Regions from separate parts of the Homo sapiens genome. Here regions 1 and 3 are each linked to region 2. A link is a contact called in ENCODE Hi-C or POLR2A ChIA-PET data. All regions are on one chromosome and are shown on one strand. The core of a region is the stretch at or near the end of the contact, and the rest is flanking DNA. Distances in the headings are between cores, read along the strand shown.

What was found. Hi-C counts contacts between places; a loop is a spot of excess contacts on that map. ChIA-PET counts read pairs that join two places held with the same protein, here RNA polymerase II (POLR2A). Pooled maps may share reads with other maps.
Region 1: a pooled map shows a loop between it and region 2 (6-fold over the local background). The contact joins the promoter of MACROH2A1 here to the promoter of SAR1B in region 2. A Hi-C loop is called at or near these places in 8 of 50 pooled maps. POLR2A ChIA-PET finds 5 or more read pairs at or near these places in 2 of 52 experiments (GM12878 and activated T-cell).
Region 3: a pooled map shows a loop between it and region 2 (2.6-fold over the local background). The contact joins the promoter of TCF7 here to the promoter of SAR1B in region 2. A Hi-C loop is called at or near these places in 8 of 50 pooled maps. POLR2A ChIA-PET finds 5 or more read pairs at or near these places in 2 of 52 experiments (PC-9 and WTC11).

The regions. Positions count from the first base shown.
Region 1 is chr5:135,396,832-135,401,053 of GRCh38, reverse strand. MACROH2A1 (macroH2A.1 histone) reads left to right here and starts at 1,823. Exons shown (of 9, transcript NM_138610.3): 1 at 1,823-1,992. RefSeq lists enhancers at 566-1,071, 1,072-1,577 and silencers at 1,478-1,937, 1,948-2,117, 2,428-2,487.
Region 2 is chr5:134,630,334-134,634,200 of GRCh38, reverse strand. SAR1B (secretion associated Ras related GTPase 1B) reads left to right here and starts at 1,373. Exons shown (of 7, transcript NM_016103.4): 1 at 1,373-1,473. RefSeq lists an enhancer at 922-1,478 and silencers at 1,452-1,501, 1,552-1,661.
Region 3 is chr5:134,112,816-134,116,806 of GRCh38, reverse strand. It overlaps TCF7 (transcription factor 7), which reads right to left and starts at 2,126. Exons shown (of 10, transcript NM_003202.5): 1 at 1,652-2,126; 2 at 1,420-1,486; 3 at 774-898. The coding sequence starts at 1,900. It also overlaps a transcript of VDAC1 not described here. RefSeq lists a silencer at 2,050-2,169 and an enhancer at 2,260-2,489.

The DNA.
Region 1 (4,222 bases), core at 574-3,073, 770 kb before region 2:
CTGCACTGAACAGCTCCAGAGGACAAAGGTCCTAGTGTGTTCTATGAGAATGGCACGCTGTAGAGGGGCATGGAGGTGGGGCCGCCCCAAGATCAGCTCTTGGAGGAGTGTAGACTTTAATTCCACCTGGTGGTCCCTACAGAACGGAGAGTCCTTGCCCAAAGGCACAGAGAAGGATGGAACAACAATGTGGTGTGTGGGGGAGGGTCTCTGCACCTTTCCTGACATCTTTTCTTCGGGAGATCCTCATAGAACCATAATGCTTTGTTTTGGGACCAGAAGCATCATAAGCATCATCATTTTTCCAGCTTCATCTCCTGTTACTTTCCCCTTCACCCATTCTACTCCAACCTCACACTCGCTCTGTCTTGACTATTTTGGACACACTCCTACCCCAGCCTTTGCACTTGCTATTCCTCATGCTCGGCGCAGTTCTTCCCCAGACATCCACACGGCTTGCTCCCTCAATTTCTTCAGGCTTTAAATGTTACTTTCTCATAGAGGCCTTCTCTTGTATTTGAGCCTCACTCTTATCTCACACTTCCTATTCCCCTTCTCCGCCTTATTTTTCTCCACCCCATGGAGACCCTCTGACACATTCTCCCGTTTGTCTGTCTTTCCCCCACGAGACTGCAAACTACAGGAGGGCAGAGATTTCTGCCTGTTCTCTTGGCTGTTTCATATCCAGCACCCAAATCGATGTATGACACAAAATACGTTCTCAGTACTTAATCGAATTAACGAATGCATGAATGGCAGGTATTGGACATTGTTTTGCAAACTCTTAAAGTAAGGTGTAAAGCATCCCGGTGAGGTGGAGGTTACTGCCGCTGCGATTCCCGCGCAGCCTGAGGACTGGGGGGTGGGGGTGGGGGTCTCTAATTACCTCCATAATCCCCAGTAGCGGCACTTTAAACTTCACATCAACCCTGAGGGATGTGTATTATTATCCAAATTTAGTTCACAGCTGGATGGAGAAGTGGCTTCCGGCTCCACACTTTGGAGGGAGGGGAGTAGAGGGCAGGCCCCCATTTAAGTACCCGGGATGGGGCACCAATGCCTTCAGGCGGTAAACCAATTTAGGAAGACGTGGCGGGCTTTGTGGCGGCTCCTCCTCTTTCGGCCTGTCCGCAGTTTTTAAAAAACGTGTGTGATGATAAGGAATCACTGTCTACATTAGTAATTCCCAACTTGGGTCCGAAAGTGAACTTTTGCTGAAGCGAAGTAGCTAACCGCTTCCATGTGCAAGGCAGGTTCCAGACTTCGGGGTGAGGAGGATTAACTGAAGGACCCCAGGGGAACCGGGTGCGCAGTAATTGATCTTGGGGCAGACCAGGGCTTGGCGGTGGCCTGTATCTAAAGACAGCGGGGTCTCTGAGGCGGGGCAGGGGGGAGTTGGCATTGACTGGGGAGGGAAGAGCGATCGCTGGTAACAGCCATTGTGCCTTCCCACTGGGTTAGTGGGAAGGTTCCTAAAGATGCCGTGGCAGCGACAGTCCCGTGCTCAGAGCCAGGCACACAGTAGGCGTTCACTCGAGACGCAGAGTCTGGGACGCGCCCTGAAGAAGCTCCTCTCCAGGGGCCTGGCCCTTCCCAAGGACTGGGCTCTGGGCGTCCCCGGGGTCATGGGTCAGACCTCGCGTCCGGGGTGCGGGCTGGTGCCTGGGCGCAGAGCGGCCGGCGTCAACGGGTAGGGCGCGGGCCCGGGGTCAAGGCCGGGGCGCCGGGCGGCACGGGCGCGGAGGCCGGACGCTCGGGGCCGCGAAGGGATGTGACGAGCGGCGCGCTGTGCATTGTGGGAAGCCGGCCGCGAGGACTGGTTCCAGTTCACTCGGCAGCGGCGCCGGGCGGAGGGGGAGAGCGCGGGCCGCGCGGGCGGGAAGCGAAGAGGCGGGCGGGCCAGCGAGGAGCGCGGAGAGAAAAGGCGCGAGCGGCCAGGAGGGCTCAGGCCGAGACACCTTGCAGCTGCCGCCGCCGCCACCGAGCCGCCGCGTAAGTGCCGCGCGGGCCCCCTTGCCGCACTCCCTGTCCCCGCCGCTCGGGTCCGGCCGCGGGTGCCCGGGAGCGGCCCGGCCTGGCGCGCACCGGTGTGGTGCGGGCCGGGCTCGGGCCGCCGGGTTCGGTGTGGCCCACGCCGGGTCCTCGCGCGTGCACTACGTCCTCCCAGGCCTTGTCGGGCCGCGCGGGATTCCCTTTGGTTTTGTTCAAAAAAGAAACCTGGAAACCAACTTCTCTTCGAAACGCATCCCCCTGCCCGCGCCTGGGCGCTTTTGTGGGAAAAAAGCGGTGCTGGCGCCTACCCTGGCGACCCTTCCTGGGGCGGGCTCACGGGCCAGGCCCGAGGCCGCAGGAGGCCCCGCGGCGCTGGCTAGGCAGTCTGGGCCTGGGCACCCGGGAGCTGCTGTGAGCAGAGTTGTACTTGGTGAGGCCCCCGCCGGCCCGCGAGTTGCCGGCCCCGGCACAATAAGTCGGGCCCGAGCCCCGGGGGGCCGAGGTGTAGGCGTCTGGCTCGCTATCTGCAGGGAGGGGAAGGCGGGGGCTACTCGCGGGATTGAAGCCGGGCTGGTGCGGGGGACCGGGTTGGGGAGTGGTCCAAGGATGGGCTGGAGAGGGGCCACGGGAACCCCCGCTGCTCCCGATTGTCTCGGTATCAGCCTTTTGTTTGCTTTGTGGTAGGAAGGGTTTGCTTTTTTTAAAAGGTAACTCCGGAAGGCTGTAGGCTTCCCCGGGTGGAGAAGGCCAGCAGGAAAGAGCCTCGCTGGGGGTGGGGTGGAGTGGGGAGGTGAGTGTGCAGGATGCTGCTGGCAGTGTCACCTGACAACAGGTGTGCGACATGGCGCTCCCTACCCCCACTCCTGCAGGGGCCACAGATCACTCAAGGAGTTGGTCAGTACATTGCTTGAAAGGTTCTTTTAGACAAGATGTTAGGGGAAATGTTTCTGAGTTTCAAAGTGAGAGACTTCTGTACAAACAACTGGGACAAACCTTGAATTCAACAATTACAATGACTATAAAGGCCTTGTAAGATTTTAATGACCCAGTAAACAGCACATAAGAATAGACAATTAGAGGGGGCACTCCTGCTAGCTTCCCTCTTTTCTTCCACCTTTGTGGTTTGAGGTTTTACCGTTAAAGTAGGGGGTAAGGGAAGTGTTTTGTTCCAAAGCTCCCTGCTCCAGGGAGTCGGGCATTTTTTAACAGTCTTAGGTTTGAATGGGAGACTCGAGTTGTAAATTAGGTGGAATTCACCTACTGCAGGCCACCTTTAGGCTACTAGCCTGTTGTCAGAGGTGTTAACTCTGAAATGGACACCTCTTGCCTGCAACTGGAATTAATACCCATTGTACACATTTAACTAGAGTTGGGCAGCAGCATCTCAGTCTTGCACAAGAGACTCTCTGATGAGGATGAGTATGTTTTCAAACTTATTTTTTCTTAAACACAACAAAACTCTTGAAAGACTTCAAATTCTTCCCCCTTCTAGTTTTACAAGGAGAGAGAAATCTTTCCAGTCTGTTCTTTGGCTTCGATCTGTCACCATTGTTAATGCTGATCCCTAGATAAGGCATTAAGAGGGTTGTCTAAATGAAAATTGTTTGAGGCAGGCCTTTAGAAGGAGGCATAATTTAACTCACATTTTATTAAACTTTAAGAATTGTCTGGAACTTCACATGTGACATTCTAGTATACAACCATGCCACTGGTTTAGTTTTTACCAAATGGGCCAGTGTCAGGGAGTGACACATCTCCATCTGATGTTTCTTCTGGTCCCTGAGAGAGGCGAACTTGAGGAGCGCCTCGCATTCCTTCCCCACTGAGAAGCTCAGAGGGCATGTGTTCTGGGACCTGCCTTCAGAGCTAATGCGGCCCCAAGTCACCTAAAGGAGATTTATTTAAATAAAAGCATAAACTGAAAACCTCAAGCCGAAGAACCCAACAAGACTCTATATGTGTTGTTCATCAGAACTGCAACAGCCTCTGGTTTTATTTGAGTGTCCCCAAGGATTTGTGACAGCCTTTTCAGAGCCCCATTCCTAGAACATGGGCTGGGAAGGGGCAGGAGTGATTGGGGCCCAGATCTCTGTGGGTCCTTCCCATATTCTGTAGGTTTAGAGGTCTTTTGGGCCCTGCCTCAGTGCTTACAAGTGAGCCTGAGTGAGTCAACTCTTCATTCCAAAGAGTTGTATAGCTTGTTTGCTTGGACCAAACCTGTCAGGTCAGT
Region 2 (3,867 bases), core at 124-2,623:
AAAGAGCAAGACCGTCTATATATATATATAATTTTTAAATTTATTTTTAATTTAATTAATTTATTTATTTTTTGAGACGGAGACAGAGTCTCGCTCTGTCGCCCAGGCTAGAGTGCAATGGTGCAATCTCGGCTCACTGCAACCTCCACCTCCCGGGTTCAAGCAATTCTCCTGCCTCGGCCTACCGAGTAGCTGGCGTTACAGGCACCTGCCATCATGCCTGGGTAATTTTCGTATTTTTGTAGAGATGGGGTTTCACCATGTTGGCCAGGCTGGTCTTGAACTCTAACCTCAGGTGATTCACCCACCTTGACCTCCCAAAGTGCTGAGATTACAGGTGTGAACCACCGCGCCTGGCCAAGACCGTCTATAAAACAACTGAATAACCAGCTGAATAAAAGCTGAATAACCAGCATCCAACACATTATCTGGTACGTAGCTACATTGTGTAAATCACTGGTGAATTCAATAAGCACAAATAACAAAAAAAGAAAAAAAAATGAATTCAATAAGCACGTGTACTTTGAAAATGTATTTTAGGCAGGGCGCGGTGGTGATCCCAGCACTTTGGGAGGCTGAGGCAGGTGGATCACTTATGCTAGGGAGTTTGAGACCAGCCTGGCCAACATGATGAAACCCGGTCTCTACTAAAAATACAAAAATTAGCCGGGCGCAGTGGCTCACGCCTGTAATCCTAGCACTTTGGGAGGCCGAGGCGGGCGGTTCACTTTAGGTCAAGAGTTCGAGACCAGCCTGGCCAACATGGTGAAACCCCGTCTCTACTAAAAATACAAAAATTAGCCGGGCATGGTGGTGCGCGCCTGTGCTCCCAGCTACTCAGGAGGCTGAGGTAGAAGAATCGCTTGAACCCGGGAGGCGGAGGTTACAGTGAGCTGAGATCGCGCCATTGCACTCCAGCCTGGGCGACAAAATCGAGGCTCCGTTTCAAAAAAAAAAAAAATTAGCCGGACAGTGGTGGCGGGTGCCTGTAGTCCCCGCTACTGGGGAGGCTGAGGTAGGAGAATCTCTTGAATCCAGGGGGTGGAGGCTGCAGTGAGCCGAGATCGTGCCACTGCACCCCAGCCTGGGAGACAGAGCGAGACAACGTCTCAAAAAAAAAAAATGCCAAAAGTAATTTCCCCTAGGGAGGCATGGGGTGTTCCTTTCTCGGCACGCAGGCCCCTAAAATCCCTTCGGGCGGGCGGGTGTGGGGAGACCAGGCGGCTGGGAGACCCAGGCGGTGTTAGGGGTTGCGAGCAGCCTCGCTCAACTGGGGAATTGGCGGCAAGACTGCCAGGAGGCGGAACCTAGGGCGCTCGGCGACGCGGTCCTGCGGACTGTCGCTAGTGAGGCACCCGCCGGCCCGGAAGGGGCTGATGCGAACTGGGGCCACGGCAGCCATCGCGCTTTGCAGTTCGGTCTCCTGGTGTACGGCCAACGCCAAGTAGGGGATTGCGTTCCCTCCAGTCGCAGGTGAGTGACAGCCCCTCCTTCTGGGAGGACCGGTGGGCAGCAGCTATGGATCCCCTAGAAGGCGCACTTTTAGGGCCAAGACCTACTCTGAGTCCCTGCCTGTGGCACTGCGTGAAGGGGCGCCTGTTTTTCACCCCGGGGTTAGGCGGCGCGAGGGAGGACAGGTCTCATCCATGCTCCGCGGGGCCGTCTGATAGCCCTCGAGGCAGAACACTGCTGCTGTCAGACGCTTGGTCTTTTCAGGAAAGAACGAGGTGGCTGCAGGCAAGCCCCTTCCTTCCCCTGGGCCTCAGTTTCCTTACCTGGTAAGGTGAAGGTGGCGGGTCTCACTGACAGCTGAAGAGGCTGTGACACGGCCTGGTGTTTTCAGCGCTCCCAATTAGTGTAGAGGCAAATTGAGCTTCCTTACTAGTACTGGTTAACGTTTTCCGTAGCCCAAAGTCCCAGTTAAGTGGAAAAAAGATACACTGTTGAGAAAACTGTACTGATTTTTGTTTTAATTTTTTAAATTTTTGTTGTTGTTTTGAGACAGAGTTTCCCTCTTGTCGCCCAGGCTGGAGTGAAGTGGCACGATCTCGGCTTACTGCAAGCTCCGCCTCCCGGGTTCACGCCATTCTCCTGCCTCAGCCTCCCGAGTAGCTGGGACTACAGGTGCCCGCCACCACGCACCGCTAATTTTTTTGTATTTTTTAGTAGAGATGGGGTTTCACCGTGTTAGCCAGGATGGTCTCTTATCTCCTGACCTCGTGATCCGCCTGCCTCGGCCTCCCAAAGTGCTGGGATTATAGGCGTGAGCCACCGCATCCGGTCTAACTTTTCTATTTTTAGTAGAGATGGGATTTCTCTATGTTGGCCAGTCTGGTCTCCAACTCCTGACCTCAGGTGATCTGCTCGCCTCGGCCTCCCAAAGTGCTGGGATTAAAGGCATGAGCCACCTCAGTGGGCCACTGTACTGATTTTTAAGGTGTTGAAGCTTTTCCAAGAAGATTTGTTTTAAAACAGCTAAAACTTTGACATTGTTAGCTGAAAGAACCAAATTCGTCAGCAATTTAAGGTGTTTGGTACAGTGGACAAAATGAGGTGAAGAAGTCCTTTTAACTTGAAAAATTAAACATAGTATTATTTATTTGTGTGTTCTTACATCAGCCTCTATATTACTAAGTGTCTTTGAAGACGTCCTATATTCCGTGTTAAAGTATCAGTGAAGAGTAGGTCACATTGAAACAATGAAAGAAGGAAAGAAAAGGAACATTTATTGACTACTATGAGTAAGGCACTAGCTGTCATTTTACAGATGACAAATAAATGGTGGTGCCAGTATAGCAAAGCAACATGATTATCTACTATTATACCTTTCAGTAGACTTGTGTCTGTCACCAAAATGTTTTGAACTTAAAAAATGTTAAGATAGTTCATTGGCATTTTCTGAGTTTGTAGAAAAGGAAGGTGTCTTCATTTTAGAAATGTCAGAGATGCACTGTCAGTAATTACAAAGATTAGCAGTTTAAATAAGGTATATTTTAACCTTCCTTTGACTTGCATTATTGTACTGGAATAGAAATTCAAGCAAGAATTAAGAAAAAAGATGAGTCTAACAGAAATGAAAATCAGCCTGGGCAACATAGCAAGACCCAGTCTCTACATTAAAAAAAAAAAAATTTGCTGGGTGCAGGGCCCTGGCTAGCAGGCCAGTAGTCCCAGCTACTCGCTGCTGAGATGGGGGGTTTGCTTGAAGCCAGGTCAAGACTACAGTGACCTGTGATCATGCCACTGCACTCCAGCCTGGGTGAAAGAAAAAGACATTGTTGCTAAAAAAAAAAAAAAAAAAAAAAAAAAAAGAAAAAAAAAGAAATAGAAAAGGAAATGAAAATCATTGCCACATCATTTGAAGCTTACAAGTTGGAATGCTATATTAGTATTTCTTTTCTTTTTTCTTTTTTTTTTTTTTTGAGACGGAGTCTCGCTCTATCGCCCAGGCTGGAGTGCAGTGGCTCCAGGCTGACTGCAACCTCCACCTCCAGGGTTCAAGTGATTCTCCTGCCTCAGCCTCTCAAGTAGCTAGGATTACAGGCATGCACCACCACATCCTGCTGATTTTTGTATTTTTAGTAGAGATGGGGTTTCACCATGTTGGCCAGGCTGGTCTTGAACTCCCGAACTCAAGTGATCTGTCCGGCTTGGCCTCCTAAAGTGCTTGGATTACAGGCGTGAGCCACTGTGTCCTGCTATAGGTGTATTTCTACACTTACTTTTTTTTTTTTTTTTTTTTTTGAGATAGAGTTTCGCTCTTGTTGCCCAGGCTGGAGTGCAATGGCGTGATCTCCAGCTCACTGCAACCTCTGCCTCCTGGGTTCAAGCGATTCTCCTGCCTCAGCCTCCCGAGTAGCTGGGATT
Region 3 (3,991 bases), core at 877-3,376, 520 kb after region 2:
CAGCTGTACTGCTCCAAAACACTCAGAATAGGCTCTTCACACTTTAGGTCATCTGTACCAATGGGCATGGTTTGTAAAGATCATGAAATCTTTTCAAAGCACTGGGACTTAAAAATATTTAATTCACGAATTAATTAAACTGGTCCCTTCTCAACATCACTGATTTGTAGCACCTTTGCCAACCCTTCCTGGTATGTCTGAGACCAAGCCAGTTTCCTAAGAACCCACTTTCCACACATGGTGTTCAGGGTCCTTCTTTGGCAACGGTACACTCACGCCCGTCAGGACACAGCCGACCGAACACAGCACGTTTCTCCTGCACAACCAGGGGACCTGAACAGATCAGCTTTCCTGCCCATTCCTCCAAGCGCCAAGGAGGCTCAGGGTTTCCTGGGCTAGTTAGAAAGTTAATTGCAAAGCTCTGAGCTCAGATCAGAGCAGCGAGGAGCAAGGGTGGTCTCGGCTCAAAAGTTCTCTAAGAAGACCCCACCCTGGCATCACCCAGCACCAGGACAGAGCCTGCACCTGCTTATGAGCAAGCTGGGAAGACAAAAGCCAAGAGGCAGAGGGCAGGGGGGTGCCCCAGGGCGGCCCCTCCTTCCTTCAGCAAAGTTCTCCTTTTGGTTCAGATCCCACCGGGTGTGTATGGGAGAAAAGACCAGCACAGGAGTCTCGTCTATTTTGTTCCAGGCAGAAGTCTCTTGCCGGTGCCTCACCTACCTGGTCAAGGAGGCTGCAAGCACAGGGCGGCACTGGCTGCGGGGTCCACTTACCAGCGGGGGCTGCGGCTGGGGGTGCTGCCCTGCTCCCGAGGGGGGTGGGTAATGCATGAGCAGATTGAAGGCGGAGTAGACGGTCTCTTTGTACATGCCGCTGGTGCACTCCGGGGCCTTCAGGCCTGGAAAAACCACAGCTGGGTCAGACACACCAGCCCTGGCAGCGGCTGGGACTGAAGGCTGTCTGCTCTTGAGAGAAAAAGAATTGCCAAGGGGTCCCCTGCAAGTTCCTGACTTGGGAAGGAACGGGCTGGGAGTATCGGCAGTGCCAAGTTTTAGGGGAAGGACCTGGAGGGCAGGCCTCCCCGAGGTGGCCCCTACTTGACCTCCCACCCCCCGCCCTCCAACCAAGAAACCTTGGCCAATTCTGTCTCCTGAAGGCGGCGGATTAGTCAGTCACCTGGGCAGGAGGGGAGGCGGGGATGGCGGGGGTCTGTTTACTCCTATAAAGGTCAGGGCACCGGAAGTGACTCGACCCGGCGGCGCCCGGGAAGCCCGCCCCCCACTCTCCACCCCTGGGTTCTGCCGCCTCCTGAGCTGCGGTGGGGGAGGCACCCGGCTCCCCGCGGTCCTTGGCGTCCCCGTCCCACCGAGGCCAGGGCCTGAGCGCGACGAAGGGAAGCCGGGCCGGGCAGAAACTCACCGTCCTCCAGGGGCTCTGGAAGTTTGTCCGGGAAGAGTCTCTGCGCAGCGTGTTCCCGCCCGAGAGCCTGGAGGGAGAACCGGAGGGGAGTGAGGGGCGGTGGGACCGCGGGGGTCGGGGCCGACGCCGGGGCAGGGACGCTCTGCGCGCTGGAGACCCCGAGGGCCGCGCGCAACTGGGGCGGCGCGGCGCGGCGACCGCGGGGGAGGAGCCGGCGCCGGCGGGGGCTCACCTCGGCCTCGCCGCGGGCCCCGGCGCCGGCCCCCGGGACCCCCGGGATCCCTGCGCCGCCGGCCGCGCCCTCGGACTCGTTCACGAGCGACGACTTGAGCTCGGCCAGGTCGCGCTCGGGACCGGCGGCGCTGTCGCGGCTCTTGTCGTCCTGCTCCTCGCCTTCATCCTGGAAGGCCAGCAGCTCGTCCGGCGCGCCGAGGTCGTCGCCGCCGCCCGCGCCGCCCCCGCCGGAGTCCAGCTGCGGCATGGTGCGCTCCGCCCGCCGGGGCGCGGGGCGCTGGGCGCCGGGAGTGCGGGGCGCGGAGCCGGCCCGGGGGGCGGCGAGCCCGGAGTCCGAACCTCCGAGCTCGGATCGCGGCGGGCGGAGCGCGGGCTGACTCCGCCTGGGCGGGCTGCAGGCGCGGGCTAGGGCGCGGGGCAGAGCGGCTCCGCGAGCTGGCGGGTCGGAACATCAAAGGCGCCGCCGGCCGAGTGCCGGGGGCGGGGCGGGCACTGGGGGCGGGCCGGGCCGGGGGCGGGACACAGGTCCGCCCCGCCTCTCCTCTCCCGGGAGAGGCCGGGACGCGCCCACTCGGCATAGCCTTAAAGGGCTCGCTCTTCCGGAGCGCACCCTGAGAGAGACGTCGGACAAGCCTGGGAATGATCACCCTTCTCCCGAAACGCAGAGACTCTAACGGGAACTCCTGACCCCGCTTACTCACCTACAACCAGATATTCCCCCTGCTTTCTGCGCCCAGGTTTCTCCTCCGGCTGTGGAGGGCGGGGGTCCCCTAGGCCCTTGGGACTTGGGCGTGGCTTACCATCGCAGCCGTGGTGTGAACTGTATCGTGCCCAGGCTCCAATGCGCCCTGTGCTTTGAACTGGGGGCTTCCTAGGGCTTGAGGCTGCTTGAGGCTGTGCTCGTACCCCAGGGAACCGGCAGCGTTGGAACTCCGCGGCGCTGTTGCGGCTCTTGCCCCATCCTCCATCCCTGTGCCAATCAGGGACTTCCTTCTAGGCCGCCTGCATACAGTGCGAACATAAGTATACCCCCCTTCGCACATTTATTGAGCTCCTGTTGCGTGCAGAGCTTATACATCACACATCTGTGACGGGCCCCTCAGTCAGGCGACGGCTCCGAGCCGCGAACACAGCCAAGAGCACCGGACCTCAGCCGATCCTCCAAGTCCCAGCCCCTATGACTCTCCCAACTCGGTTCCGTGACTAGAACCTGCAGCCCGGAGACTCGGAACTTTGGGCAGCCACGTGGGCGCGGGATTCCGACATGGGTCGCTCGTCCACAGCAACTCAACCCTAGAAGTCGCATTTAGGGAGCCCATGACTCTGAAGTTGACCCTGGCCTGACTAACCCTCTAACCCTCGCTCGATCCAGGCTGAAACATCTAGATTTGCGGAGCGCGGGAAAGTGCCTGGATTCCAGCGCATCTGTATGGCACCCGGGTCTGCGTCCACGCGGGCCTCCACGGCGCGCTTGGCCTGGCTCAGCCCCTGCATCTACAAAAGACGCCGGTCCTTTGGATCGCGATGCAGTCAACAGCAGCTCCCCTAGCAGGTTTCTGTGCTGGGTTCACTGTAGACGCTCACGCCTCTTCTGAGAGCAGTTGGGATAGAGGGTATTTGGGGGAGGGCCGGGTATTGGACGCCTCTCCCTCTGAGGGCCCCACAGGACCCCTGGCAGCGGTGCAAAGCCGGGCCGGAAGACAGCCGTGCCTCCCTCCGGGTCCAGGCCCAGCGTGGCTGGCTGTGGATCAAAGAGCTAGGCCATGCTTCCCTGTGTTCAGATCCTATCTGTGCCCGCCCAGCCGGGTGTCTCGGACACCAGCCCCCACACCCCCCTCCCCCGCCACCTCCGGGCTAGGGTGCCCACTTTTCCTCCTTTCCCCAGGCTGGGGCTGGGGGGTGGCATGGGCACGAGTGCTCAGCTTGGTGATGGAGATGAGGGGGACCCTGCCCATTAGGTCTCCCCAGCCTCTTCCCAGGGTGGGCTTGCCGCTTAGTCTCGCCTCATCTGCTCCGGATTGGCGGGGAAGGGGGGGCTCGGCCCTGCCCGGAGGGGAGAGGTACAGGGACGGGAGTTCAGAGCCTCCGCCACCTCAACTCCTGAGGTTATAGGTAGGGTCTGGCATAGGGTGAGCCTCCTCTGGGACAGCTGAAAGGGAATCCGGATCTGCCCAACCCAATGGCTTTAGGGGTCCTCATGTGTTTGTAGGGAACCCTGGTTCAGCAGGAACGTCCTCCAGAATAGCTGTCCCCAGACCCATGAGTTCCACCGACACAGATCAGTGGAGGCTGAAGTGTTCTCCAGTCCTTGGAGAAAGGAGAAAAGTCACAACAACAG